4 separate regions of the Homo sapiens genome follow, and regions 1, 2 and 4 are each linked to region 3. Evidence: chromatin contacts called from ENCODE Hi-C or POLR2A ChIA-PET data. All regions are on one chromosome and are shown on one strand. Each heading gives the region's core, a stretch centred on a gene start or an enhancer-like site at or near the end of the contact. The rest is flanking DNA. Distances are from core to core; before and after follow the strand shown.

Region 1 (6,663 bases), core at 1,261-3,760, 820 kb after region 3:
AAACAGTGTTCGATTGGTAGTTATGACAGGTGTATGTAGTATGCATTTTTGGTGGAGTAATTCTTCTAGGATTGTAATTAATCCTGTTTCTTCAAATCAGGTCATGTTAATCCACTTAATCCATAAAAATTGGATTTAAGTAATTGCCCTTGTGTAAACCTTATGGTTTACAAAGTGCTTTCACATGTATCTTCCTTACATAACCAGGTGGATATGTGGTAGTATTCCCATTTTATAGATGAGGAGACAGGTTCATCAAGGTAAAACAATTTGTTGAAGGTTATAGAGCTATGAAGTGACAGAACATGTGCGTGATCCTAGGTGTCCTCTCTCTGTAAGTGCATACTTGTCTGCTTTGGAGTGGAAAGCCACTTTCCCAATTAGATGTACAGCTGTCTGTCGAAGGAGACTAAGTCCGAGATTAACGGATGGAAGCAACTGAATACTTTCTTAGGCCCTAGTATTATATGGTTCCTAGCAAATCCCTGAAAAAAAAAGAGCATGACTCGTGTAAGATAGACCCAGGGTTGGTCCTTCAGTAATATTTTACTGTATGCTAGATAACTTCTTTAGTTTTATGCTAATTCTAAGTGTGGATTATCCACAGATATTCAGCTACATAGCTTTTGAAATGTGGAAAATTTAAATCTGAAATATTGGGATTAGTTTGTGGAACACATGCCATTGTAATGTGTGCTGAGAGGTTGCCTTTAGAGGAGCTGTCCTGTCAGCTTGCTTTGCTTTGGGATTATTTTCAGCAGCAAGTAACAAAACCCTGACTCAACCAGCTCAAACAATAAAGAATGCATGATGTCACTTAACAAGAAGCCTGGAGGCAGGGTGGTTCTGGGTTGGTTTACTCAGCAGGTTAGTGTCAGCACCTGGGAGCCTGGTTCTTCGGACCTGTCTGTTCTGTTGGACTCTGTGTGCCGTGCAGCTCCCCTCACGTTTGCAGGAGGTCTGTGTGCTTCACAGCCTCCCAGCCTCCCACCTGAACATCCAAAGGCAGGTTAAAAGAACCCCTGGCTACTTTCTCAGAAGTACTCCCCAGCAGACTTCCCCTTCACATCTTACAGGTGGGTCTGCACTCACCTTGAACCACTCACCCACCCACGCCTGTGGAGTGGTGGAACCACGTGATCAGCTCTGTCCTGCAGGGTTTAGTCATAGGGAGCACAACCCGGCTTTGCCTAAGTGGGAGGAAGGGAATGGGCAGTGGGAAGGCCGACAGCAGTGTGTGCTATGCTGAGTGCTATGCTGGGCCACCTGAGCTCAGCGAGAAATGAGCGGTCTAGGGCAGTGTTTCTCGAAGCCTGGTCCAGGGACCTAAATCAGCATCGCTTGGGAACTCGCTAGACTGGCCGGTTCTCAGACCCCACCCCAGACCTGGTGTGAATCAGAAGCTCTAGGGGAGGAGCCCAGAGATCTGTTTTAACAAGCCCTCCAGGTGGCTCTGATGCACGCTCAAGTTTGAAAACCATTGGCCCAGGGTGAGGCAGCTCAGGGACCATGTTACAAAATATACTTTTTGTGGAGGATTAAATAATGAGAGGTAGAAATAGTCTTGTAGGTAAAACAGTGGGTGGAAATTGGGAGATGGTTGCTTTTCAGCCTGACTTACCACCACTGGCCCAGGATTTTATCAAACCTAGAATCCGTACGTATTCTCTTCATAGGGTATGGAGTGTTAGCTGGTGGATCGAGTGTGTCCGAAGAAGTTCTGCTGCAATGATGCACATGGGGGTGGGGTTCCAGGCTGAGCTTTGGTGTCCACCTATCAGGGTCTCATATGTCCTGGCATGCCTGGTAAATAGGTGGGTTAGGCCATTGCAGGTCAGCTTCCAGGGGAGGACTGAGGAACCTTCTGAGGGAGAATTCATTCATTATAAGGGAAGTAAGTTTGGCAGAAAACCTTGGCCCAGTAACAGAAAGTCTCAGTTGTTGGATGGGAGTGGCCACTCACAGCACAGGGTGGTATGTGTATTCAGATCTGTCTCCTGGCCCAGGCCCCTGTGGAGCTGCACAGGCGTGTGTGTGTGTGTGTGTGTGTGTGTGAGAGAGAGAGAGAGAGAGACACCCTCGTGGGCCTGTGGCTGAGCTGTATGTGTGTGTGTGGGAGTGTGCGAGAGAGAGGAGCCAGGGACAAGGAGAGAGACCCTTGTGGGCCTGTGGCTGAGGTGTATGTGTGTGAGAGAGAGTGAGAGAGACAAAGAGACAGACAGACTCTGGTGGGCCTGTGGCTGAGATGTGTGTTTGTGAGTGCGAGAGAGCAGACAGGGACAAAGAGAGAGACCTTTGTGGGCCTGTGGCTGGTTGTGTGTGTTTGTGTATGTATGAGAGACAAGAGAGACTCTTGTGAGCCTATGACTGAGGGGTGTGTGTGTGTATGTGTGCATGTTGAGAGAGACCCTGGTGAGCCTGTGGCTGAGTTTTGTGTGCGTGTGTGTGTGTGAGAGAGAGACCGAGACCGTTGTGGGTTTGTGGCTGAGTTTTGTGTGAGAGAGAGAGACCCTGTGGGCCTGTGGCTGAGTTGTGTGTAAGAGAGAATGAGGGTGCGTGAGTGCACCAGTGTGAGTGGGGTTGTTGGGGCATGAGGAAGGATATTACTTAAGGCAAAACTGAAAGAAGTGTTCTAAAAATTCTGTGAGAAACTGGGGTGGGCGGAAGCAGCACGGGGCACTGCCCACCCCAAGGGGACTTCCACACCCCGTCCTGCAGCTGGAGGGCCAGGGCTGCCTGTGGGAGGAGTGGGGACCGGGCCCTGGTGAGGGCAGGGCCCAGAGGAGGCAGCCGGGAACTTGGAGAGAAGGAACAAAATTGGGACAAGGGCCTGGGCCTGGGATAGCCCAGCCTGTTGTGTGCCACTTACAGGGGAGAAGGGCCTCCCCAGCCACACAGCAACCCGGGGATTCCCTGCGGCTCTGTTGTGGTGGAGTGGGAGCATTTGCCAGCTGAGGGGGCTGGATGGAGTAGGGCAACAGGAAGCAACTCAAGTTCAAGTGTGGTGTATTAATTTCCCAGGGCTGTCTAACGAAGTGCCACAAACTGCGCGGCTTTAGAACAACAGAATTGTATTCTCTCCTCACAGTCCGGTGGCTGGAAGTCCTCTGTCAAGCCGGCAGGGCCACGCTGCCTCTGAAACCCTCGGGGAGTCCGCCCTCGCCTTTTCCTAGCTTCTGCGGGCTCGCCGGCAGCCTGTGGGGTTTCTTGGCTTGCAGCTGCGGCACTCCAGTCTCTTGTCGCACAGCGCTCTCCCTGGGTGTCTCCGTGCTTTCACGTGGCTGTCGTATAAGGACACCAGTTATATTGAAGCAGGGGCCCACCCTACTCCAGTCCAGCCTCATCTGGACTAATTGCATCTGCACCAACCCTGTTTCCAAGTCAGGTCACATTCTGAGGTACTGGGGTTAGGACTTTGACATATCATGTTGGGGTTGGTGGAGACACAGTTTAACCCATAACACATAGTCCCCAGCGAGACTCGTCTGTGAGCCCTTGTGAATGTCCCTCACTTGTTTTCCTTGCCCTCCCCCAACACCAGGGCTCCTGAGAAACGCCTTTTTGGTATTGGGCTGGTGATGTGTGAAGCGATCCACTGTGAAGCTTCCTTCCTGAGAGCTGCACAGACCAGTCTACGGCAGCTTTGGACTCCTGGGCTCCAGCCGCAGCTGCAAAACCCACGCAGTTTCTTCCCAGCTCATTGAACCTGGCCTTTTGGTTGAATGGATTTTATTTCTGAATTATTTCTTTGTGTATCTGTAGGAGCACGTCCAAGGAAAATTCTTTATTTTCACAAGATTGTGAGCACTGGGGAGAAGTATTTTTTTCTTGAGACAGAGTCTCACTCTCTCACTCAGGCTGGAGTGCGGTGGTACGATCTCAGTTCACTGCAACCTCTGCCTTCCAGGTTCAAGCGATTCTCCTGCCTCGGCCCCCTGAGTAGCTGGGGTTACAGGCATGTACCACCATGCCCGGCTAATTTTTGTATTTTTAGTAGAGACGGGGTTTCACCATGTTGGTCAGGCTGGTCTCAAACTCCTGACCTCATGGTCCACCCACCTTGGCCTCCCAAAGTGCTGAAATTACAGGTGTGAGCCACTGCGCCTGGCCCAATTTTTTTTTTTTCTTGCGGAAAATAAGTGGGCAGATTTAATAATGAGCAAATAGGCAAAACCATGAAATCAAACCTCGTTCCTTGTGTCAGAATTCAGAAAAAAGCGACTAATGTAACTGGTGCCAGGCTGTGTGTGCTGTGGTGTGTCTCTGTATGTGAGTATCTTAAACTTGTTTCATTATCAGTTTAATTTAGCAAATGAATACGAGTTGATTCCCAGGCTGAAGCAGGTCTTGGTGGGCCATTCTGTTGGTTTGCCAGGAGAATCCTTTTGTTATTTCCTGGAAATGCTTGAATCATAGATGAGTCTCTTCCTGCGTCCGTGTATTTCAGCTGCAGTTTTCCAAGTGTGTAATAGTGCTGTCCATAAGGAATAGCTGCTGTTACTGTGAATTGAAATACTTAACAGGTCTACTTTCAGGTGGATAAATGTCACATCCAAATTGCGTGTTAGTTTGACTTTCAGGTAACTTAATTAGCAGATTCATGTTTTGGGAAAATCTGATCTGTGATCCTGAAATTGGTTACAGTTGGTGTAATTCGTGGGTAATTAGGCGCCTTTACAGTGACTACTCTAGTCATTAGAGGGCTGGGGTAATTTGAGGTTGAAATGTGAGAGTGAGATGGAGAAGGCACTTGCTCTCTAGTCCTTAATCTTTTAATCCATTTAACCTGGGTTGTAAATTCAGGCCTTATTTTAATTTGAAAGTATGTTTAGGGAGCTGGGAAGGGGTTTCATTAATTCACCACTTTCAGGTAATATAGTTAGGAGAGGGAGGTTATTCCTAGTTGTTTATTTGGGTAAACATAAAGTTATTGTGAGTACTGGAAGGGCTCATGAAAGTTATGTTGCTCCTTGTTGGAAACAAAAGCTTCTAGATTTAAAAAATGAGCGGCCGGGCGTGGGGGCTCATGCCTGTAATCCCAGCACTTTGGGAGGCCGAGGCGGGTGGATCATGAGATCATTAGATCGAGACCATCTTGGCTAACATGGTGAAACCCCATCTCTACTAAAAATAAAAATATTAGCCAGGTCTGGTGACATGGGCCTGTAGTCCCAGCTACTTGGGAGGCTGAGGCAGGAGAATGGCGTGAACCCGGGAGGTGGAGGTTGCAGTGAGCCGAGATCACGCCACTGCACTCCAGCCTGGGCGATAGAGTGAGACTCTGTCTCAAAAAAAAAAAAAAAAAAAAAGAAAGCCTAAAACCCAAAGAAAAGCACCACAAAAACAAGACCCCGTTCAGAGATGTGTCATATAGGTATTGTCCGTGTCGAAGTCAGAAATACATTTGTGGCATGTGGAATAGGCTTTATGGACACACAGATATCAAGTAACCTGATCTCTTGCTGAGTTTAAGGCCTGTCACGTAAATGCACACTGCTTACGTTTTCTTTTTATTTCCACTTTTGAATTGGGGATAAAAGGGGAAACTGGTGAAGGAAAGACATGTTCCTAGAGAGCTGAACACCTGTAATATTGACTAATAGAAGGGAAGAGAGTAGGTAGGAAGTAAGTGCAATAGGAAACTGGTAAACAGAGAAGAGAAAAACCGTGTTTTGAGATGGATTGGAGGCATTTTTTGTCCACACACTTGCTTTGGGGATTTTTATTAGGTAGACGGTAATTAGAGGTGTCAGTCATATGAAAGTAAATCACTAGTCTTTCGTATTACTGTTTTCTCAGTGGTCCTTATCAGTTTTTTTTGTTGCTCTGTAATCATTCATATGGTAAGACTTAACTTTTAGTCATGTAAATTTGTTTAGGGACAATTTAAACTATTTTGTCAAATTAGTCGTTTTATTCCAAGTTGTACGTCTTATGCATTTATTTAGTATAGTGAAAGCCTTATATACACATTTAATATAATTAGTCTCTGGATATTTGGATTATTTTTTAGTAGTACTTTTTTAGAGTGTGGGTTTTTTCTTTTCTTTTCTGTTTTTGAGACAGTGTCTGGTTCTGTCACCCAGGCTGGAGTTCGGTAGCCCAGTCTTGGCTCACTACAACCTCAGACTCCCGGGCTCAAGCCATCCTTCCACCTCACCCTCCTGAGTAGCTGGGACTACAGGCACTTGCCACCGTGTCTGGCTAATTTTAAAATATTTTTTGTAGAGACAAGGTTTCATGTTTCCCAGGCTGGTCTTGAACTCCTAAGCTCAAGTGATCCACCCACTCCCCAAAGTGTTGGGATTGTAGGCAGGAGCCACCACACCTGGCAGTTTTTTCCTTCTTGTTTTGAGATGGGGCCTTGCTCCATCACCCGAGCTGGAGTGTAGGTAGCATGATCATAGCTCGCTGCAACCTTGAAATCCTGGGCTCAAGCGATCCCCCTGCCTCAGCCTTCCAAGTAGTGGGGACTATTGGTCCATGCCACCATGCTTAGCTAATTATAAAAAAAAAAAAAGAAGGTTTTTAAAAGATGGAGGTCTCACTATGTTGCCCAGGCTGGCCTCAAACTCCTGCGCTCAACAGTTCTCCCATTTTGGCCTCCCACAGTCCTGGGATTACCGGCATGAGCCACTGCACATAGCCCAATTTTTTCTTTTT
Region 2 (7,104 bases), core at 187-2,686, 780 kb after region 3:
AATACAGTCCCAGAGATTCATATTTCTAGACTCAGATCTCATGGACATTTTTGCCTGATGTGAAAAAACATTGTCCTGGCCAGGTGCAGTGGCTCACGCCTGTAATCCCAGCACTTTGGGAAGCTGAGGCGGGCAGATCACCTGAGATCGGGAGTTGGAGACCAGCCTGACCAACACGGAGAAATCCCATCACTACCAAAAATACAAAATTAGCCAGGCATGGTGGCGCATGCTTGTAATCCCAGCTACTCAGGAGGCTGAGGCAGGAGAACTGCTTGAACCCAGGAGGCAGAGGTTGTGGTGAGCCAAGATCACACCACTGCACTCCAGCCTGGGCAACAAGAGCAAAACTCCATCTCAAAAAAAAATACACTGTCCTGCCCAACCACACTCGCTGGTTTACTGCTCCCAAACCTTGAATAAAATTCTACAAGAAGATGGTGTATTGATGATCCATTCTATGCCTATCATTCTGCATCTGACTTCAAGTCTGTTTTATGACAGTTTCCATGTCTCCTTTAAAGAGCCCTTTGCTTTTGCAGGAAAATGAAAGATATTACCAGTCTTACAAAAGCATGTGGCTTCATATATTTTGAGTGCTATGAAATATTAATTTTTCTAAAACTGACATTATTTAGCAATTGGAAATGTGTTAGCTCTAACTTTCTTTTATGGGTACTTTTCTGTGGTTATAATATACAAAATTAAATTTACCACTTTGATCATTTTTAGGTGTATAGCTGTGCGGCATTAAGTACATTTTAGGGGCATTTTAAAATCTCTTCCTACTCTCAGTGCAGAGGTTCCTTCCTGCTTTCTCTATAAGTCATATCCAGCAGATAGTATTTAGGAACCCTTCATTTCTCAACTTTGTTTTGACAAAATTAGGAGTAATTCTATTACCTCTTTTTAAAAATCGGGATTCTAGGCCGGGAACAGTGGTGCACGCCTGTAATCCCAGCAATTTGGGAGGCCAAGGCAGTCAGATCCCTTGAGGCCAGGAATTCCAGATCAGCTTGGGCAACATGGTGAAACTCCACCTTTATTTTTTCAAAAAAGCGATTCTAAAGTGGAGTGGATGAAGGACTATGTCTTTCTTACTGGTTTATTGCTCGTCTGTGACTTTTTATTCACTAAAGATCCCTCTTAGGTAGATCTTAAACTTTCTCTCGCTCAGACTAAGTGATTTCAGTTTCATTATCTATTAATAGATACCTTTGCCCACACTTTAGTCGTGGAGTTCTCACAGTGGTTCTTCTCTGATACCTTGCCCAAGGTTATTTATATCCTGTTAATTTAAAAGTCTAGTAGTAGTGTCTGTAAACGCCGCTTAAAATAAAACTCACCAAGGGTTTGCCAGAATAGGTTTCTGGAGAAGAATCGCTGGTGTGAGCAGGAGCTCTGTCCCAGTGGGGCTGCTGAGTGTCACCCACTCCCCCACTGCGATTTTCTCACTGTCAGTCCCACCGCTTCCTGCCACTTGGTCTGGCTGGTCTTTTTTTTTTTTTTTTTTTTTGAGACAGGGTCTTGCTCTGCCACCCAGTGCCCAGGCTGCAGTACAGTGGCATGATCTCGGCTCACTACCTGGCTCAAGAAATCCTCCCACCTCAACCTCCTGAGCAGTTAAGACTACAGGCACATGCCACCATGCCTGGCTAATTTTTTTTTTTTTTTTTTTTTTTTTGTAGAGATGAGGTCTCACTATATTGCCCAGGCTAATCTAGAACTCTTGGGCTCAAGAAATCCTCCCGCCTCGGCCTCCCAAAGTGCTGGGATTCCAGGCATTAGCCACCGTGCCCAGGCTGGTCTCACCTTAAAAGCAACCGCCCAGATGAAGAAAAGCATTGCTTTCTTCAGTTCCTTATAGTTGAAACAGTATGACAGTAGGATAAACAATGGAGATGTTAAACTACGTTTTCCAGAGCAGACCTGATTTCAAATACCCTGAGCCATTGTCATACCTCATGTCAGGCAGTTGATTTGCTTATTCAGAAAACGTCCAAACTATCAATGGAGACTAAATGGAGGAGAAGTTACCCAAGCACCCCAAGAATAAGATGCGCCTCGAGACCATCTTAGTGCTCACTCGTGCCCCTCCCAACACGGTTCCTTTAACGTTGGTCCTTGATGAATATTTGTTGACTGAATAAATGAGTGGGGGATGGCCAGGTGCGGTGGCTCACGCCTGTAATTCCAGCACTTTGGGAGGCCGAGGCGGGTGGATCACCTGAGGTCAGAAGTTCAAGACCAGCCTGGCCAACATGATGAAACCCCATCTCTACTAAAAATACAAAAAATTAACTGGGTGCGGTGGTGGGCTCCTGTAGTCCCAGCTACTCAGGAGGCTGAGGCAGGAGAATCGCTTGAACCCAGGAGGTGGAGGTTGCAGTGAGCTGAGATCGTGCCACTGCACTCCAGTTTGGGCAACAAAAGTGAAACTCCATCTCAAAAAAAAAAAAGAGTGGGGGATGGACAGGTTTTAGAGACATAACAGCCCCTGGTAAGCAGAGTGACCCAAAAGGGGAAGCAGGGGCAAGTTCGGCAAGTTAGAGTGAGAGTAATTTTTGACCTAACGCAGGTGGGGAAGAAAATGAAAACCTGAATAGGTTTGAATTTGATCATATCGTGCTGGCTGTGACAACCCTAAATGATTTACAAATGGCTCATTAAAAAAAAAAAAAAAAAAAAAAAGTGTATCATCCGAATCCTCAACAAGAAAAAAAAGGAGCAAGAAAAAAGAATTCTCTTTTGTCCCTCCTACCCACATCTTTGCATGCCTGTCACCCCTCATGGATGCCATCCTCACTGTTCAGCGTCCTGTCCCCCTGATGCCCCATGGCTCTCACTTTACACTGATACAGCCAAACGTATCAGGAAGAACCAAATGTCTTCCTCCAAACTACACTTTGTCCTAAAACTATTCCTTTTAAAAACACACTTCAAATAAAGTTTTCAGTTCCTCAGAGTTGGGAAACTGTTCGATTGCCTTGTTATATGCATACTTAAGCCATACTCATCAGGTACTTAGTGATCAATACGTGTCTCCAATTACTTGATTAAAATACTGTAAGTCTGAATGACTGATAGGCTTCATTCTCCCAGGGAACATCTATGTTTTCTAAATTTCATTAGCCTAAATGAATCTAATTGATAAAATATATTAGGACCCTTCTGTGACAATTGTGGGCAATGTTCTCTGTCTACTGTCAGGCTGGAAATAGAGCTGTCAGTGACTTGGTATCCCAGTTTTATCCTGTTATAGTCTGTGGGAAGCCATTGTACATCAGTAGGGGAAAAGGCATAATACAAACATTTTAGAAAGTTTACTAGAGCAGGCCGGGTGCGGTGGCTCACTCCCATAATCCCAGCACTTTGGGAGGCCAAAGTGGGTGAATCACCTGAGGTCAGGAGTTCGAGACCAGCCTGGCCAACATGGTGAAACCCTGTCTCTACTAAAAATACAAAAAAAAGAAAAAATTAGCCTGGTGTGGTGGCACGCGCCTGTTAATTCCAGCTACTTGGCTCAGGAGGCTGAGGCAGGAGAATTGCTTGAACCTGGGAGGTGGAGGTTGCAATGAGCCGAGATTGTGCCACTGCACTCCAGAGTGGGAGACAGTGCAAGACTCTGTCTCAAAAAAAAAAAAAAAAAAAAAGAAAGAAAGAAAAAACAAAGTTTACTAGAGCAGTAAAGTTTAGTCTAGAGTTCCAGGAGGACTCTACCAGGTGATTTCTACTGCTGCTGGTCCTGGTGCTCATTGCCATTTAGGCTGAGTCCAGTGGAGGAAAGTAGGTAGATTCTGAGCTTAGTGATCCTGAGGAGTGCTACCTGGTTCTGAAACATGCACCAAACACTTAGGATGTACTAGGGGTTGGGGATACAAAGTAAGTGAGATAGAAAAAGGGTGATCAAGTCTACCTGAGGGGAGCACAGAAGAGAGGGTGACCAACTCTGCCTGAGGGAATAGAGGCGACAAGTAACCAAGTCTACTTTGAGAAAATGTAGACAAGAAGGTCATCCACTCCACTTGAGAAAGCTGCAGAAGGCTTCACCAAATAGAAAGGACTGAGCCTCACAGCACTTGCCATCTTGTTCTCATGTAGTTATAAAATCTTTTTGCCGGGCGCAGTGGCTCACGCCTGTAATCCCAACACTTTGGGAGGCCAAGGTGGGTGGGTCACCTGAGGTCAGGAGTTCAAGACCAGCCTGGCCATACAAAAATTAGCTGGGTGTGGTAGTACATGCCTGTAATCCCAGCTACTAGAGAGGCTGAGGCAGGAGTATTGCTTGAACCCAGGGGGCGGATGTTGCAGTGAGCTGAGATCACGCCACTGCCGTCCAGCCTGGGTGACAGAATGAGACTCTGTCTCAAAAAAAAAATAAATAAAATAAAATAAAATCTTTTTATAAATCTGGCTTTACTACTCTGCTGCTCCTTGAGGGCAGAGATTGCTTGTTCCAAGGTTTAGGGTAGATTAATGTACTACTTGGTATAGCATAATCATTGCTATAATTACTATTTTTAAATTTATTATTTACGTATTTATTTTTAGAGACATGGTTTCCCTATGTTGCCCAGGCTGGCCTTGAACTCTTGGGGGCTCAAGTGATCCTCCCACCTTAGCCTTCCAAGTATCTGGGACTATAGGAGTGAGCCACTGTGCCCAGCTGTAATTATTTTTGAAAGAGTTGACATCTTTTGTCTTGAAAGATGAGTAGAAATGCATAGGAAAGAAAGGATAAGGTAGCACATGTGGAGAGAGAACACCATAGCAAAATCACGGAGTTGGGAAATCCAGTGTGGTTGTTAGGAACACAATTAATTCATTTCTGGGGTTTGGAGTGACTGGGGGATAGGGATTGGAATAGAGGAATGCTAGAAGTGTGGCCAAGGATCAGTGTGAAGGGCCTTATAGGCTCTGCTAAGAATTTGGACTTCATTCTGCAACAGGAACCCATTCACAGTTTTAAAGCAGAGAATTAATTAGGTCAAATCTGTTTTAGAGGGATTACTGGCAGCAACATTGAGAGAGATAGGAGTGAAGGGAGGTTAGAGGCAACAGTCGGCAGTCCTTTTGTGAGTGGGGAGTGGAGGGACAGACATTTGAGAGAAAATTCAGAGTAGCACTCTTAGGATTAAGAGAATAGAAGGAGTTGAAGATTACATCAAGTTTTTAGTTTGAATTTGAACATTTGAGCATATAAGAAGAGAAGCAAGAAGGGGGAAGGAAGGAGAGATGATTAATTCAATTTTGAATACTTTGAGTTTGAGGAGCCTGCACATTCCAGGGAGAGCCATTGTATATGCAGCTGGTAGCCTGGAGGACAGGTTGGGGCCAGAGATACAGTTTGGGCTGCCGTAGTTGGAACCATTTGATTGGGTGAGGAACCCAGAGAGATCACATGGAGAGAGAAGAGAAACAGTCAAGCCCAGGGGAAACTGAGATTCCCTCCGTTCTTTTTGAAAGTTCAATGTCTTTCTCCCTTTTATAGAAATTATCTAAAAACCAACAACAGATCACAGTAAGTAGAAATGCCAATTTTTACCCCCAGAAATTCTTTAACTTCTGGCACTCTAAGAGGTGAGCTGGCACTTTCAGATTCAGGAGTGCTTGTCTGGGAGTTGACAGCTGTGTAACTTTAGGTAATGCAAGGCCTTTGGTGGAGTCAGCTCATTCAGGAGTCTACCAACAGCTCTTGAAATGTCTGCACATGAATCCCCAGGTGCAGGAGCCAGCCCAGCGCAGAGGGAGAAGCTTGAGTCAGAGCATCAACACAATGGAACTTTCAACATCCCTGTTCTTTTTTTCTTTTCCGTTGAAGTGGAGTTTTGCTCTGTTGCCCAGGCTGGAGTGCAGTGGCACGATCTCCGCTCACCACAACCTCCACTTCCCGGGTTCAAGTGATTCTCCTGCCTCAGCCTCCTGAGTAGCTGGGACTGCAGGCGCCTGCCACCATGCCCAGCTAATTTTTGTATTTTTAGTAGAGACGGGATTTCACTATGTTCAAGGCCAGGCTGGTCTTGAACTCCTGACCACGTGATCTGCCTGCCTCAGCCTCCCAAAGTGCTGGGATTACAGACGTGAGCCACCTTGCCCAGCCTCAACATCCCTTTTCTTATTCGCTATCTTGAAATATCTGAAGACTTTGTGATGGCAAGTGGTTCAAGCATTTTCTGGTGGTGACCACTGCGGGGAACCACAGGCCAGGTGAATGAGAGAGGCCTCTCTATCCATTCCTCTCTCATCTCATCTTCTGTACTCTCGGCCTCATCCTGCACTAGTCACACTGGCCTCATACAAGTCACTCTCCTGCCACAAAAGCCTCGGCTGTGCTCCACCTGGAGTGCTCTTCCTAGATAGCTGCAAGGTTAACTCCTGCCCAAATGTCATCTTTTTAATGAGGCCTACCTTGGCCTCTTTAGTTTAAATTGCATCTGTCCAGGCCAGGTGTGTTGGCTCATGCCTATAATCCCAGCACTTTGGGAGGCTGAAGTGGGCGTATCACCTGAGGTCAGGGGTTCGAGACCAGCCTGGCCAACATGGTGAAACCCCATCTCTACTAAAAATACAAAAATTAGCTGGGCATAGTGGCACATGCCTGTAGTCCCAGCTACTCAGGAGGCTGAGGCAGGAGAATCACTTGAACCCAGTAGGTGGAGGTTGCAGTGAGCCAAGATCACACCACTGCACCCCAGTCGGGCAACAGAGTGTGACTCCGGCTCAAAAATAAATAAATAAATAAATTGTATCTGTCCTTGTCTGCAACTTACACCACCACCAAGTAACCTCCTCCTTGAAGTTATGTGGGAGAAATTTCTCCAGCTCTTCTAAAAGGGGTTGTGAAAATACTCTCATCTCACAACCAGCTAGAGCAGACCTCTTTTCTTCCAGAGAGTTCCAACGTTCTGGCTTGGGACTCATGTCCATGAGTCCAATTTTTTTTTTTAATTATACTTTGAGTTCTAGGGTACATGTGCACAACGTGCAGGTTTGTTACATATGTATACATGTGCCATGTTGGTGTGCTGCACCCATTAACTCGTCATTTACATTAGGTATATCTCCTAATGCTTGTCCAATTGGTTTTTACAGTCAAATGCTGAC
Region 3 (7,079 bases), core at 1,747-4,246:
GCTCCTCAGCTCAGATGCGTTGCCAGAAAAGCTGCCCAGAAGGACAGGGTCTTTTCAGCACCTCTCTGAGGAAGGTGAATGAAGTCCCTAGAAGAACACTTTGCATCTTAGTCACCATTTGACCCGTGGCCCCGGGAAAAGAGAAAATAGGAAAGGAAACAAGCTAACAAGAATAATGGGGACATCTAGACAATCGGGAATAAAAGAGAAACGGAAAGAAGCATACCAGATGGTCCTGGCCTGTGTACATTTACTTTTCAGCGTGAGACAACGCTGTTCACAGGTGGCCCTTGGTGGAACGGTGGAGTTAAAGAGGCTGAAAGTTCTCTCTGCAATGTCCCCCTCCCACATGCCCTCACATATGTTTTCTGCATTAAGCATCATTTGCTCTCTCAGATTCTCTAGTGGCTATTTAAATAAATGAGAATCAAGGGATTGTTCTCTTTCTCTCTCTCTCTCTCTCTCTCTCTCTCTCTCTCTCTCTCTCTCTCTCTCTCTCTCTCCCCCCAACTCTATGATAGCTTCAAAATAATAAATTACAGTAACTGGGATGTATTGAATGCTTAGTATGTGCTAGCTGCTAGGATACACATGTGCTATCTAATTCGATCTTCACAACTTTATTGCCCACATTTTACAGATGAAGAAACTGAATCTTGAATGTCTTGCCCTTGCCCTGGGGTGCAATCCTGTCATTTATATTGTTAATTTCTACTGAGTTTTGAAGGTGCATTTCCTCAAGCATAGGTGACAAATAACAGATGAGGGTCTGGTCATAGCTCTGCCACTTTGTACTTATAGAATTTGGACAAATTACTTTTCTCTTGATGACTTAATGCTCTAATCTGTACAACTAAGGAGTGATCCCCAAGGTCCCATCTATTTCCACATCTCTGTTGATTCCAAAGTGTTCTACCTTGTTTTTAAGTAGTTTTTGAATAGGTAATCTGCACATGGTACTCAGTTCAGAAAGGAAGTTTCGCTACCACCCTTTCCCCAAGTTACTCAGTTTCCTTGCCCAGAAGTAACCACCGTTTCTGCTCCTTTGAGAGAAACTCTATGCATATACAAGTATAAGTATTGTTTCCTGTTTTCTCTTTTTGACACAAATGGTAGCACAATTTATATACTTTCTGCCCCTTGCTTTTTTCACTTAAAATTTTATCTTGAAGATCATTCCATGACTGTATAGAGAGCTTTTTTCCCCATTGTTTGAATGTATTATAATCTTTTCCTATTGACAGAGATTTAGGTTCTGTTGTGTTTCCAACAATACTGCAATAAACCTCTCTGCTCATCCTTCAGTTTGCACACAGGCAAGCAAGTTCTACAGTGTATCTAAAAATGGGGAGAGCATGAGAGGGTGTTAGGTGCAGGGTAAGAGGGGACAGCATCAAACTACTCTTGGTGGTCTGATCAGAAAAATTCTCTAAGACAACCCTAGTACTCCAGTTTCCACATAATGAGAATTGACAGAAACTAAGGGAAGAACCAGGTGTGCAGGGAGTCTGGGATGTCAAAGGGAGGAAAGTTGAAAACACTGGGGATCAGCTCCAAGAGTTTGTGCAAGGAGGAATCAAATGTCATCAAAAGGTGAGCTGGCAAACAAAGATGAGCCATAGAATCAGATCAGCAGCCAGGAGTGGATTGCCAAGGTGACAAGGTAAGAGTTAGGAAGAAAATCAGAAGTGTACACCAACAAGGTGGAAACCAGAGGAGGTGCCAAAGGCCACAAAAGTATGGATGCGGAGGGCAGCTCAAGGGATTTCCCCCAAAACATGACAGGTGTCCCTCCCATGGCCTATGGGTTAACAGCCACTCTTAATGCAGTGGACATGGGGCCCCCTAAAACCACTGTGTTTAAAGAAACACTGACTAAGGCCCATAATCGTCCATGGAGATTTCCTGCGGGCGGCATCCTGGGCTTCTTGGGTGAAAGTGACCTTTTACAACTTTGGGAGTCCAGCCACTGTGGAGGAAGGCAGAACTCTCTTTCAGGAAATAAGTCTGGAGGTGAACCCTCCAGAACACACAGGGGTACTTCCCTGTGCTGCGCTCCAGGACTCCAAGGACATAACCATAGCATCGTGGAAGGAAGACAGGATTTGAATTCAGAAGAGCTAGGCTTGAGACTGGCTGCTGCCCTCTGCACCCTTGGGGCCTGGGAAGAATTCCCTCCCTCTCTAATTCTCCATTTCCTAAAAGCCAAAAAAGTAGGCCTTCTGCTCTGTCTAGCCCATAGTGTTCATATGAAAGTAAATGAAATAAGAACTGTTAAAATGCTTTAGGAGCCATAAAGCACCATACACGGGCCAGGTATTTGTGTCTTTGTTATTTTCTTCATCCATCACCTGTTCTCTTTCCCCCATCTCTGTACTTGCCTGTTTCTCTGCTGTTCCCCAGAAGGTTAATCTGCCTGGTATAACTTCCTCATTTTACTGCTACTTTACTTCCTTATCTAAATTTGGGCATATTTCAGGGTAAAAGAGGTGGGGCTAGAGGTAAAACTAGCAAAGCTACAGAAGACAGAAATAGGACACAGGGTTAGAGGGCAAAGAGAGAGGCATTAACAAGCAAAAGAATAGAAAAGAAGAAATAAGGAACACAACAGGTTAGAAGCAGAAAGGTGTGTGAAGGTCAGTCTTGCGTGGCTTCATGCCCTGCATGGGACCAAACTCCCAGATCACTGGGTGTGAGGGCCGAGGCTGGTAGCCTCATAAGCTGCAGATTTGGCAGAAGCCCCTGCTGTTAGGTGGCCAAGTCACAGTCATCTCAAGTGACCGCAACACAAACTCTCCCAGGAAGTCTCTCTCCGTTTCACCAGTTCTCTTTCTCTCTGGTCAGATAATGTAGCATTTTAAAGAGATAATGGAAGTGGTCAGTCATGTGAATGATGAAACTAAGCTGCAATACTTCACTTTATTGTTTATCCAAAAATCTTAAGATCACTTGATAATAAACTGCACAGTGTACAGAGTCACTTACAAATACTTATTGACAATATTCACGCAGACACATCTGGGATTCATCTTTCACACATCTGGTGAGGATGTATGGGGAAATCCTTGTAAATGGGAAGAAATGTTTGAGGTAACGCCTGGCAGCCCCAACAGCTGGGCAGCACAGTGTCCCCATTATCCCTGCTCAGGGCATTATCACTAAATGGAAATGACTCTGCTTCTCCAGGAAGCAAACTAGCTAACTTCTCTTTTTCTGAAAGTGAAACAAATGTGCAACCAACACATACGTGCACTGTTTACAATAGCAAAGACATGGAACCAACCCAAATGCCCATCAATGATAGACTGGATAAAGAAAATGTGGTACATATACACCGTGGAATACTATGCAACCATAAAAAAGAATGAGATCAGGCCCTTTGCAAGGACATGGATGAAACTGGAAGCCATCATTCGCAGCAAACTAACACAGGAACAGAAAACCAAACACCACATGTTCTCACTCATAAGTGGGAGTTGAACAATGACAATACATGGACACAGGGAGGGGAACAACACACACTGGGGCCTGTCGTGGCGGGGGGGTACAAGGGGAGGGAGAGCATTAGGACAAATACCTAATACATGCAGGGCTTAAAACCTATATGATGGGTTGATAGGTGTAGCAAACCGCCATGGCACACATATACCTATGTAACAAACCTGCACACTGGAATTTAAAGTAAAATTTTTTTAAAGCTTAATTAATAAACACAAAAATATGTTATAAAACTGCAACCAAGCTCTAGCTTTTAAAGTTAGAAGAAGAAAGTATTATAAACTTACTGAAAGACTGTCACATTAGTAATACAATGTGAAATAAAACAATGACAAGAGAATGCTACTAAACTCAGGATGTCATGAAGTATGTTGGACCACAGTCAGATGCCCCATTCTTTCATTTGTCAATTATGTGAACTCCATGTGCAAATTATTTAAACAATTTTATAGTTAAGATGGTAAAATGAAAGAAAACATGTCAGATGTCAAGCCCTCAAACTCTTCCCTGCGTTGTGGAGTAACTGACATGTTTGAATTTCAGGATGATCAAGAAATCACACCCAAAAGCCTGACTCCTTTTCATTCTCCTGTATATAATGAAGAGCCTGATTAGCATTAGAAGAAGGAGAGAAAAACAAACCAGGAAGTCTTCCAGTGGTTCTCAGCCTAGTCTGCCCATAGAATCACTGAGGCATCTTTCAATAACCTGATGCCCACACCATACCCCAAACTCAGTTACATCAAAATACCTGAGGGTGCAGCTTCTAGGGAGAACGAAGCAGGAGGATCACTTGAGTCCAGTCCAAGGCTGAATGAGCTATGATCACACCAGTGCACTCTAGCCTGGGTAATCGAGCAAGACCCTGTTCTAAATATCGATCAATCTAAATATTTAGGGGTAGAACCCAGGTCTCAATAATTTTTACAGTTCTCCTTGTGGCTCCAGGACGCAGCTGAAGTTGTGTCTCACTTCTCTAGACCCTGCCCACTTCTGGCCTCCCCTGAGCCACACCAGATCATTCCCTGTCTTGTTCTCTATGGTCCTCGGTGAATTTGAGAAAAATTAGAGGTCAAGGAGTTGGATGCCAAAGGCTTGCCTAGCAGCTGCCAACTCTATCACCAGAATACAATAGCTTAAAAATCATCACTGAAGTCTCAAGAACCTGGAAGAGTCTAGCTAGGATATGAGAGAGGGCTGTGACAATCACACCTTCCTGAATAAGCCTGAATTAGAGAGATGCATGCCAGGGTTTAAACCCTGCATATCCAGAAAATGTTATGGCTAATAGAAGAGCTATCAGCAATAGCTTTAATTGGTGCTTTAAGACAGCGGTCCTCAAACCTTAGTGTGTATTGGAAACACCTACAGCCCTTCTTAAAACACAGATTGTTGGGCGTAGTCTTACAGTTTCTGATGTAATAGGTCTGGGAGGGGGCCCAAGAATTTGCTTTTTTTTTTTTTTTTTGAGACAGGGTCTCACTTGGTTGCCCAGCCTGGAGTGCAGTGGTATGAACATGGCTCACTGCAGCCTTGCACTCCTGGGCTCAAGCAAACCTCCCACCTCAGCCCACCAAGTAGGTGGGACTACAGACGTGCGCCACCACGCCTGACTAATTTTTGCATTTTCTGTAGAAACAGGGAGTCTCACTTTGTTACCCAGGCTGGTCTCCAACTACTGGGCTCAAGCGATCCTGCTTCAGCCTCCCAAAGTGCCAGGATTACAGGCATGAGCCACCAAGTCCTACCAGAATTTGCATTTTCAACAAGTAATCAGGTTGTGCTGATGCTGCTGGTCTGCAGGGCATACTGGTTGAAGTTGCTCAAACAATCTCATTTAGTTGTGGCTAATTATCAGTCACACCTGTTGTTGTTCTCCACATTTGCTGTGCATCAGCGTCACCTGGGAAGTTTTCAAGCCCTAACCAAATTAGTTATTTGAGACTATCTGGGGGCGTGGCCTGGGTAACAGTATTTCTTAAAAGCTCCCCAAATAACTCTAGTAAGTATGTATGTTAGGTTGAGAATGACTGAGTTAAATAATAACTGAGTGGACTTTATTTTAATTTGCCATTGTTCGTGAAGACAGTCATTAGTTTTAAATGTGATTAGACAACCCTCCACAGAAGCCTTTGGGAACAAAATTAAATTTTGTAGAGACAGGGAGTCTCACTTTGTTACCCAGGCTGGTCTCAAATTACTGGGCTCAAGCAATCCTCCTGCTTCAGCCTCTCAAAGTGCCAGGATTACAGGTATGAGCCACCAAGTCCTACCAGAATTTGCATTTTGGAGTATGCACCATTAAACAGTTTAACTCTTCAGTTGATCTCTTTTTAAAAATCAATTGTTCAGCATCTGTGGAATCTGATTGTGATGTGGTCAGGGACAGAATGGGACTAAAATGAGAATAACCATGCCAGACTCTTCAGGACACAACCTGGCTATGGGAGGCTGATTGTGTTTGCATGGAGACACTAACTCCAAGTGGATGGATGACACCACTGGGACACTGTTGCTCATGGACCACAGACAGTGGCGCTGGGACACCAATGCTCAGACTATAGATGGTGGTGATGGGACACCATTGCTCATGGACTGCAGACAGTGCTACGAGGACACCGATGCTCATGGACTACAGATGCTGCTCTGAAGTGCTCTGCACTTTACTTTTCTCTAGTTCATTTCCAAACGGTACTAACTTATTATTTATTATCTGGAATTACTTCATTTGTGTACTTCTCTGCCATCTGTCTCCTTCACTGTTTTGTACGTATCCCCAGCACCTGCAACCCCATCTGCTGTGTGTGGAAGGAATGACTGAAGGAAATGTCCAATAGGCCTGGTGGGCCTGTGGTGAAATTGCCAGTCACGCTCTCACCTTTTTCTCCAGAGTCTGATCTCCTCCTTCCCCTAACAACTTCCTTTCTGTCATACATACACGGTGTATCTCTAGTCACAAAGAAAGACAAATCTAAAGTGGTTTTCCTTCAAAAAGCTATCTAAATTTTTCGAACATACAAGGGAATGGAGGAATTGCTTAATAACAACTTATGCATCCTAAATAATGAGACTTCATGTTTATAGTTTTTTTTTTGTCAGGAGCAATGAGGGTGGTTCATGCATTTGCCCCCACGTAAAGGTCAGGTGACTTGATTCTCTCTGGGAGCAGGACTCGAGAAGAGGAGGGATTGCTGTTTTCTTATAAGCTCAGTTGTTCTACATATTTGCCAATTTTATTAAGTGAAAGCCTTCACCTAATATGTTTTTTCTGACTAATTTACTTGAAGAAGTTATGGACAGAGTAAATAGGTGGTTGAACAGATACAAGGCAGAAGCATTGAAGATTAATGGCAGCTTGTAAGTGCAGAAAGGTATTTGAGATCATCAAGCAATGCCTGTGTTTTGTACACTTTTTCTCTTCAGCCACCAGATAACTAGAGGTGATGATGCCTTGCATCGAAAGAACATAAAGAAAGGATTCTTTTTTCTGGTTTTGAGGAGGTTGTCTGGTAAAACACTTTCAGCCAGTAGTCTGCTCTGGGAAATTACTCGTTAGGGTTTGTTGTATTTTTACCTCCTTG
Region 4 (7,498 bases), core at 3,310-5,809, 680 kb after region 3:
GAAGTTTAAGACCAGTCTGGGCAACATAGTCAACAGACTGTCTCTTTAAAAAAAGACCAAATGTGACACTGCTGACGATGAACTGTAAATATTAATATTATTGAATTCTACTTCCATTCTTCATTTGTTTTTTCTTTTACCCAAGCAGGCCACCATCATGGGCTCCTTGGAGGTTTTCAGAATCAGAGAGAGGGTGGGTCCCTCCATAAGCCACTTGCATAGTTCAGCATATCTGAGATTGTCCTCCAGGAGCACATTTCACATGAAGCCAGATGCATCCCTTTCCAGAGGAGAGAACGAGTTCAGTTTTGCCTAAGGAGACTGGAAGGGCAAGTGGACATTTGATGTTCTACTCACTCTTCTGTCTGTTTTTCACTGTTAAAGTCACTGACCAAACAAACGTCTAAGCACCCTTGGTCCACCAGCCTTTTGGCTAGGTGGACGGGATACCGGGATGAATACTGAAGCCTGTACCCTCACAGAGCTTACAGCCTGCTTGGAGAAACAGACCAGATACTTACAGTACCATAAACTGCTGTATTCATTAGCAAATATTTACTGAGTGTAGAATGTTCAGGTACTATGCTAGTCTCACTAGGGAATAGCAGTAAACAAAAAAAGCTCCTCTTCTCACAGACTTTCATTTTACTGGGATGAAACAAATAACTGAATACATATAGAGCTAGCTACATAATTACAGAGCCTGGTGCAAAATGAAAATGCAAGGCCCCTTGTTCAAGAAGTATGAAAAAGACATTTTCCTTTCTTCTGTGGTGTCTCCACCAGTCACAGTGTTTTTTATTTGCTACTTAATGTTATACTCTCTTGGCCATAGGGATACTTGCTGGGTGAGTGTAGACCCACAGGCACCTGGAGTCACCCTGGAACTCAGACTCCCCCCAGGCTTGTGCTAAAAGAGGGCACCAGAACATGAGTTGTTCAGGGAATAACAAATAGTCTGATATGGCAAGACCACAGAATTTCTCAAGAAGAAATTACTGATGAGGCACCGTTATAAAGAGTATGTTACTGTGCCTGTTCTTAAGGAGTTTACATTCCAGATGGAAAGATTAAAAGAATAACTATAAAACAGGGAAAATTAAAGAGCCATGGAGAAGGGTTAATAAAGTATAATGGAAGTTCCATGTTATCACATAGCTGATGGGGACAATCCTCTTTATGCCTGTGTCCTAGCATAAATAGGAATAGCATTCCCTTCTGTTCTCAGAAGTGTCTCAGTTCGGATGATAAATTATATATTCACTAGACATCAGTCTTTCTCAACCTTTTTTCTCATTACCATTCCCATAAAGAACCTTTTTAGATGTTTTTTCCCTGTTCACAATGCCATCCCCAGTCCCATGAAATTTTAATACCAGAGATATACTGTACATCTGTTTATGTACTGAGAGCCACAAACCACTGGAGCACAAACCATCTAAGATCTTTTTGTCTCCCAGGAACCCATTTTGATGTCATCCCATTGAGAATGACGCCCTACCCAAATGACATGATTGCATTGTCATTTCTAACTCAGAAGCTGTGTTGTGACTGACAGGTTGATAATGTTTACTATTTCTTCCTTAAAATTTTGTTAAATAAGCAGGCGGCCATTGGCTTGAAGCTGTCTCCACACTTTGAGTTCCTACCTAAGGAATTGTAAGGAACTGCAACCTAACGTGGTACACAAACTGAAAACCAAGCATGGTGTGTAACAAACCCCCAATTCTCAGCCAATCACAAGTAGCTGAGCTTCAGCCCACAGGCTGCCGACAGTGGCCAAATAATTCAAACAAGGAGCTGTAATCAGTCAAGCTATTTCTGTAACTCACTTCCCTTTTCTGTCTATAAAAACTTCCTGTTGGCTAGGCATGACTCACACCTGTAATCCCAATACTTTGGGAGGCTAAGGCAGGAAGATTGCTTGAATCCAGGCGTTCTAGACCAGCCTAGGCAACATAGGGAGACACCATCTCTATGGAAAATTTTTAAAAAATTAGCCAGGCATAGTTATGCACATCTGTAGTCCCAACTACTTGGGAGGGCAAGGCAGGAGAATCCCTCGAGCCCTGGAGTTCTAGATTGCAGTGAACCATGATTGTGCCACTGCACTCCAGCCTGGGTGACAGAGTGAAACCCTGTCTCAAAAAAACAAAACAACAACAACAAAAAACCTCTCTGGCCACGTTGCCGAGAGGAACTCATTTGTCTAAAGTTTTTCTTTTAAAATTTTCTCCTCTCTTGGTTTTGCATTCTCCTACTTCTTTTCCTACATTGCAGACTTTTTCCTCAGTCTCTTCCAAGTGACTTGACTTTGTTTTCCTATTTCCTTTATAAGCTCCTCCTGCCAGGCACGGTGGCTCACGCCTGTAATCCTAGCACTTTAGGAGGCCAAGGCGGATGGGTCGCCTGAGACTGGGAGATCGAGACCAGCCTGGCCAACATGGTAAAACCCCATCTCTACTAAAAATACAAAGATTAGCCGGGGGTGGTGGTGGGCGCCTATAATCCCAGCTACTCAGGAGGCTGAGGCAAGAGAATCGCTTGAACCTAGGGGTTGGAGGTTGCAGTGAGCCAAAATCATGCCACTTCACTCCAGGCTGGGCAAAAGAGCGAAACCCCAACTCTAAATAAATAAATAAGCTGCTCCTATAGGTCATGCTTTTCAGAATGTCAAGGAAGGGGCATCAGAAGGTTATCTGAAGTTTAAGGTATTTGTACTGAAAATGCAAAGGAACCAGAGGCAGTAGAATGTGTCTTCTTTCCTAGGTGGCGGTGATTCCCAGGTCTGGTTGATCAAGACTGCAATGCACAACAGGAACCTCAGAGAACTGTCACAGCAGCTCTCAGTGACACTTAGGATACAGATGCAGCTTAAGTGACCCTTTTTTATATCCATTTAGCACTCATTTTTCCCAAAAGAAGACCTGTTTGGGTCAATTTGTTACTGTCCCAGGGCAGGCTTTTGCACTGTGTCGCTTTAGAGGCAGGGGCGGAGGAAAACTTGGGACTGTAACATCAGTACTGCACAAAGCCCTCTTCCGTATACAGCATAAGCACTATTCTATAAAATCCCCAGCAAGCCTTTGTTTCCTTGCAGTCAGCTCCTTTTCTGCTGATTCTGCCCATTGCTCCCTTGCAACGTATTTTCATGCTTTCTCTAATGATTCTGCCTTTCTTTACTTACAACTGCCTTGGTAAATTTTTCTGCCACAGCGCCACTGGCCTCAGATAGTCACCACTCACCTGCAACAAGCCTGAGAGCCAATTAAGACAAGGCTTTCCCCAAGTAGCACAAATGTATATACCACTACTGTAGTTACTTAATGTACTCATTTATCATTTTAAAATTACCTTATGTACCATCAGTTACATGGTATAACTCTTACAGGAAAAACCAAATTAATGGAACTCTGCAATTCAATGTACCCCTTCCTCTGCCTCCAGCAGAAGCAACAGGGGACATAAATTCCAACTTTAGATGCTACTCTTATAGCATCTACAAGACTTACTACACTGTGTGTGTGTGTGTGTGTGTGTGTGCGTGCGTGTGTGTGTGTTACAGAGTCTCACTCTGTCGCCCAGGCTGGAGTGCAGTGGCGGGGTCTTGGCTCACTGCAACCTCTGCCTCCTGGGTCCAAGCGATTCTCCTGCCTCAGCCTCCCGAGTAGCTGGGATTGTACAGGCGTCCGCCACCACGCCTGGCTAATTTTTGTATTTTTATTAGAGATGGGATTTCACCATGTTGGCCAGGCTGGTCTCAAACTCCCTACCTCAAGTGATTTGCCCGCCTCGGCCTCCCAAATTGCTGGGATTACAGGTGTGAGCCACAGCGCCCAACCGTACTTCTTACACCTAAAAATGGTTCAAAACACCATAGAATAATTTTCAAAATAATTGAATTCTGAGTTAAAATTTTTCAGCACTTTCAGGGGCCTGAGCTTTTGCTATGAATCTGGATCTATTCTCAAGCCATGAAGTAGCGTATTTTTGACCATGTTGATTTGAAATTCATTCCGTTGTTTCCTTCTTTTTTAAAACCTAAGGGAAAAACAAACAGACATACACAGGATTTGAAAAGCTGGAAAGCAGTGGGTAGCGGCTCGGGAGAAGATGAGGGGTCAGATTAGAAGACGAGAAAGGAATCCAGTCCGCCCCAGACAGGACAAGTCCGGAAGGATGGAGGCAGCGTTTCCTTCCTCAACAGCCTAAACGCCTCTATTTTTTACATCCAAACTTAGGCCATATTTCTGCGGCGCCAAGAAAACGCAGTAAAAGCAAAGGCAAGATGTCCTTAAAAAAAAAAAAGGTCACATTCACAGAATACCGAGGAGACGGAGGCAGCTCTGCAACCCGTCCACTGAGACGCGGACACGCTCCCCACAGCCCCGGCCCCAGGCCCGCGCCCCTTCCCCCGCCGGCGGCTCGGATGGGTCGCTAGGGGTCGCTGCGCGCCGCGCGGGCGAGGACCGGCCTCTTTCCCCCACCTCCACCGTCTCGCTGCTCCGCCCCCGCGGCGTAGTCGGCGCCAAAATCAAACGCGTCCTGGCCTGTCCCGCCCCTCTCCCCAAGCGCGGGCCCGGCCAGCGGAAGCCCCTGCGCCCGCGCCATGGTAAGGACTGAGGCTACGGTCCCGCGTCTTCTTCCTCCCTAGTGTGTGGGCTTCGCCGCCCCTCGGCTGCATGTGGATCCCGGCCTGGCGTTGACCGCCATTCCGGGCCGCGGGAGCGGTCGCCCGGCTCTCGGCCTCACCGTGTAGGGGCCCAGCCCGGCCCCGCCGCAGCCACTCCGCACTCTGCGGCGTTCCCCGCCGCTCCTGTCCGGAGTCCCGAGGCGCGGGGGCATCCGCGGCCTCCCCGCCGGCTGCACCCCGCGTCTGTCCCCAGGGCCCGTTCGGGCGGGTTAGGTTAGAACGCGGGAAGCGTTCGCGAACGTGACCCGAGAACTTCACCAACCTGGATTTATCTAAAAGACCACGGGGCCCTTGAGAACCTGGGCTCCCTACGCCTCCAGCTTCGGCCCCGCGTGGTGTAGCCCCCCCCATTAAGAACGGGGAGAGAAAGCGCAAGTGGGCGGGAGGGACTGCGGGGAGCGAACGTCTTGATCCCAAAGCGCACTCCTGGTTTGTCACCATTGAGTGGTTTTCTGTATTGTAATATGTAGAGCACATTCCAGAACTGCTCAGTTTCGAGTTACCTAATGGATCTTCACTGTGTGCCAATTAGTCGATTTCTGTGAAAACGCCCCGGTTTCTGCCAAAGGGCAGGAGTCGCTGCTCTTGTGCCGGGTGCTGCTGGTTGTGTAGGGCGCTGTTGCTTTTTTAAGGACGCTCTGCACTGAATTAGGCTTCCTCGTGGGTCATGATCAGTTAAGTCCTGGTAAGATCGGCTTTGTGAGCTTAACGTCTTTCTGCTCATCAAATCATTTTCATAAACCTTCAAAGTTTCATGCCGTTTTTTCTGCTTCAGTTGGCGAAGAATCAACATCTGGTTAAATGGATCTAAGATTTTAATATCTTCATTTACTTACGTGGCCGTTAAATGTTGCCGAGCTAAGGGGGGCAGGGTGGGACACCAGGATCCAGTTGTATGGTATTTATTTGAAGATATTTGTCCAGATGTAGTTATAAATGATAACGGCTTCTTTGTGGTTAAACTAACAACCCAGCCACCTGGGCGTGAAGTGCTCTAAGGAGCCAAACAGGACTACAGTTAAAACAAATCTGTTAGCAGTGCCCTTCTGTGTTACAATTTTTCTCTGCAGAGTTGCTGGCCTCGTATAACTGACTTGGAGAACTGTGCAGCTCAAACGCGCGTTGTCCTTTTACCTAATCTATCTCTCTACACATGAATCACCTGCTAATACTAAATGTGTTAACTCTTTAGAAGCTTACCTCCGATAATAGAGAATCCTTTTAAAAAATTAAAGCTTTTGATAAGATGTGGACTTCCTATTTTTTAATATGTGATCGAGAAATAAATTTAGTGTTGGTCAAAGGTAAACTTTTGATTGATTATGAATTAATAGCTGTTTTCATTTGGTTAGGCATCCTAAGTAAATAGTTAATGAGTTCAGGCAATTTTTGAAATTGGAGAAGTGCAGTGCTGAACTCTGAGAGCAGCAGTGATGTCTACTTAATAATTCTTCATAATTTTATCGTAATTGATTAGTAGGGCTGGCTGTAGGAATTCCATAACTTCTAACTGAGAAGGTTCCTCAGATAACATGATTTTTTAAGTGGTTTAAAATACTTCCAGAAAGCTTCATAGTCCTTGAGTCAGGTTTTGAGTCTCCTGACTTACTAATTTGAATGCATCTCTAACTTATACTATCAGGTTTTTCCTAGTCTTAATTAAATATTAGATAAATCCTCATTGATTTTTTTGAGAAGTTTCTAAATATGAGTATTAATATGGCATCTTTTTACATTAGTTATTTTAATTCTGGCTATGATACTCCTACTGTGGTTAATAATAGAAATTATTTCTAGTCATGAAAGAGACTGATGAATAAATCAGCCTGAAAACAAGGTAAATGGATGATACAGCTCATCCACATTTCTTGAGTAACTTTCATAGCTGCTGAGCTGAGTGTTGAGAGCTTTCCTAAAACTGGGTACCCCAGGACGCTAGATTCTCCTCATTGCCTGCCTCTGGGGGGCAGATTCTTGTGGAGTGCAAGGAGCTGTTTCGAATATCAAAATGTTAGGAGTCTTTCCTAACACTTCAGGATCTGCTTTCTGCTAGTGCAGCGACACACTGAAATTCTAAAGGGATTCCCATTGCCCCGCAGCGCCCTTGACATGGCCTTCAGATTCTGGGCTGACAAAAGTAGGGTTCTCAACCCTGGGGCACAATTAAAAAATATGTTGGAGAGGATTTTTAAAATAAGTTGGAGGATTTAAAAAATATGTTGCCCAGGTCCCATTCCAGAGATTTTGATTCCATTCATTAGAGATGAGCCTGGGCATCGGTATTTTTTAAAAACTCCTGAGGTGATTCTAATGTATGGCAGTTTAGGACCTATTGGACTAGAAAAATATGTTGAAGGAGTCTTCTAACTGTTATGAATTTCATGCTTGATTTGTCAGATACTGCAGAGGTGAGAATGAAGGGAGGCAAATAGAGCAGTCCTGGACCCTAGCTCTCAGCCCTAGGTTTAGTGAGCAGATCTGTATGGGTTCCTGGAGTTTGCCTAACTGAGATTTCTCTGATTTGTCTCTTCAAGCCAGGCAATACATGATGTCACTGAATTCACTATGATTAATTCACCTGTTATATCTATGGGAGTATGGTAGGTGTTGGGGGGCTTAGGAGCCTGAGCAGCCTCAAATTTTAGAGTTGGGGGCTTTAGATACATGGTCCTAAAATTAAGAGCTTTATGTCTCCCTTGTCTAACTTGGCACTAAGCCCTGGAAAGGCAAAGGCAGTTCATGTTCTGAAGAAGTTTTTCAGTGTGCTGATACGGACAAGTAAACATCTTTTCAATGTAGTGAGTG

The links. Hi-C counts contacts between places; a loop is a spot of excess contacts on that map. ChIA-PET counts read pairs that join two places held with the same protein, here RNA polymerase II (POLR2A). Pooled maps may share reads with other maps.
Region 1: a map with no recorded cell type shows a loop between it and region 3 (3-fold over the local background). The contact joins two enhancer-like sites. A Hi-C loop is called at or near these places in 5 of 37 single-sample maps with no recorded cell type and 2 of 50 pooled maps.
Region 2: a loop to region 3 is called in a map of OCI-LY7, with 6 times the contacts of the local background. The contact joins two enhancer-like sites. A Hi-C loop is called at or near these places in 1 of 168 maps with a recorded cell type or tissue (OCI-LY7) and 2 of 50 pooled maps. POLR2A ChIA-PET finds 5 or more read pairs at or near these places in 1 of 52 experiments (OCI-LY7).
Region 4: a pooled map shows a loop between it and region 3 (2.6-fold over the local background). The contact joins the promoter of MND1 here to the enhancer-like site in region 3. A Hi-C loop is called at or near these places in 2 of 50 pooled maps. POLR2A ChIA-PET finds 5 or more read pairs at or near these places in 2 of 52 experiments (OCI-LY7 and WTC11).

The regions. Positions count from the first base shown.
Region 1 is chr4:153,485,666-153,492,328 of GRCh38, forward strand. All of the region lies in intron 3 of TMEM131L (transmembrane 131 like), which reads left to right. Among named protein-coding and RNA genes, the nearest start is that of TMEM131L, 23 kb to the left of the region's middle. RefSeq lists enhancers at 1,878-1,927, 1,938-1,987, 2,138-2,257, 2,358-2,427, 2,608-2,777 and 2 more. Within about 2 kb of position 2,511, at least 28 of the 41 ENCODE cell types and tissues checked have a DNase peak (open chromatin) inside an H3K27ac peak, as active enhancers do.
Region 2 is chr4:153,438,140-153,445,243 of GRCh38, forward strand. No RefSeq gene overlaps it. Among named protein-coding and RNA genes, the nearest start is that of TMEM131L, 25 kb to the right of the region's middle. Within about 2 kb of position 1,437, at least 7 of the 41 ENCODE cell types and tissues checked have a DNase peak (open chromatin) inside an H3K27ac peak, as active enhancers do; they include OCI-LY7, where a contact is called at or near this core.
Region 3 is chr4:152,660,840-152,667,918 of GRCh38, forward strand. All of the region lies in intron 1 of TMEM154 (transmembrane protein 154), which reads right to left. Among named protein-coding and RNA genes, the nearest start is that of TMEM154, 16 kb to the right of the region's middle. RefSeq lists enhancers at 84-133, 2,755-2,824, 2,915-2,994 and a silencer at 5,090-5,149. Within about 2 kb of position 2,997, at least 4 of the 41 ENCODE cell types and tissues checked have a DNase peak (open chromatin) inside an H3K27ac peak, as active enhancers do; they include OCI-LY7, where a contact is called at or near this core.
Region 4 is chr4:153,340,129-153,347,626 of GRCh38, forward strand. It overlaps MND1 (meiotic nuclear divisions 1), which reads left to right and starts at 4,560. Exons shown (of 8, transcript NM_032117.4): 1 at 4,560-4,612. The coding sequence starts at 4,610. RefSeq lists silencers at 4,329-4,638, 4,769-4,928 and enhancers at 5,409-5,468, 5,549-5,668.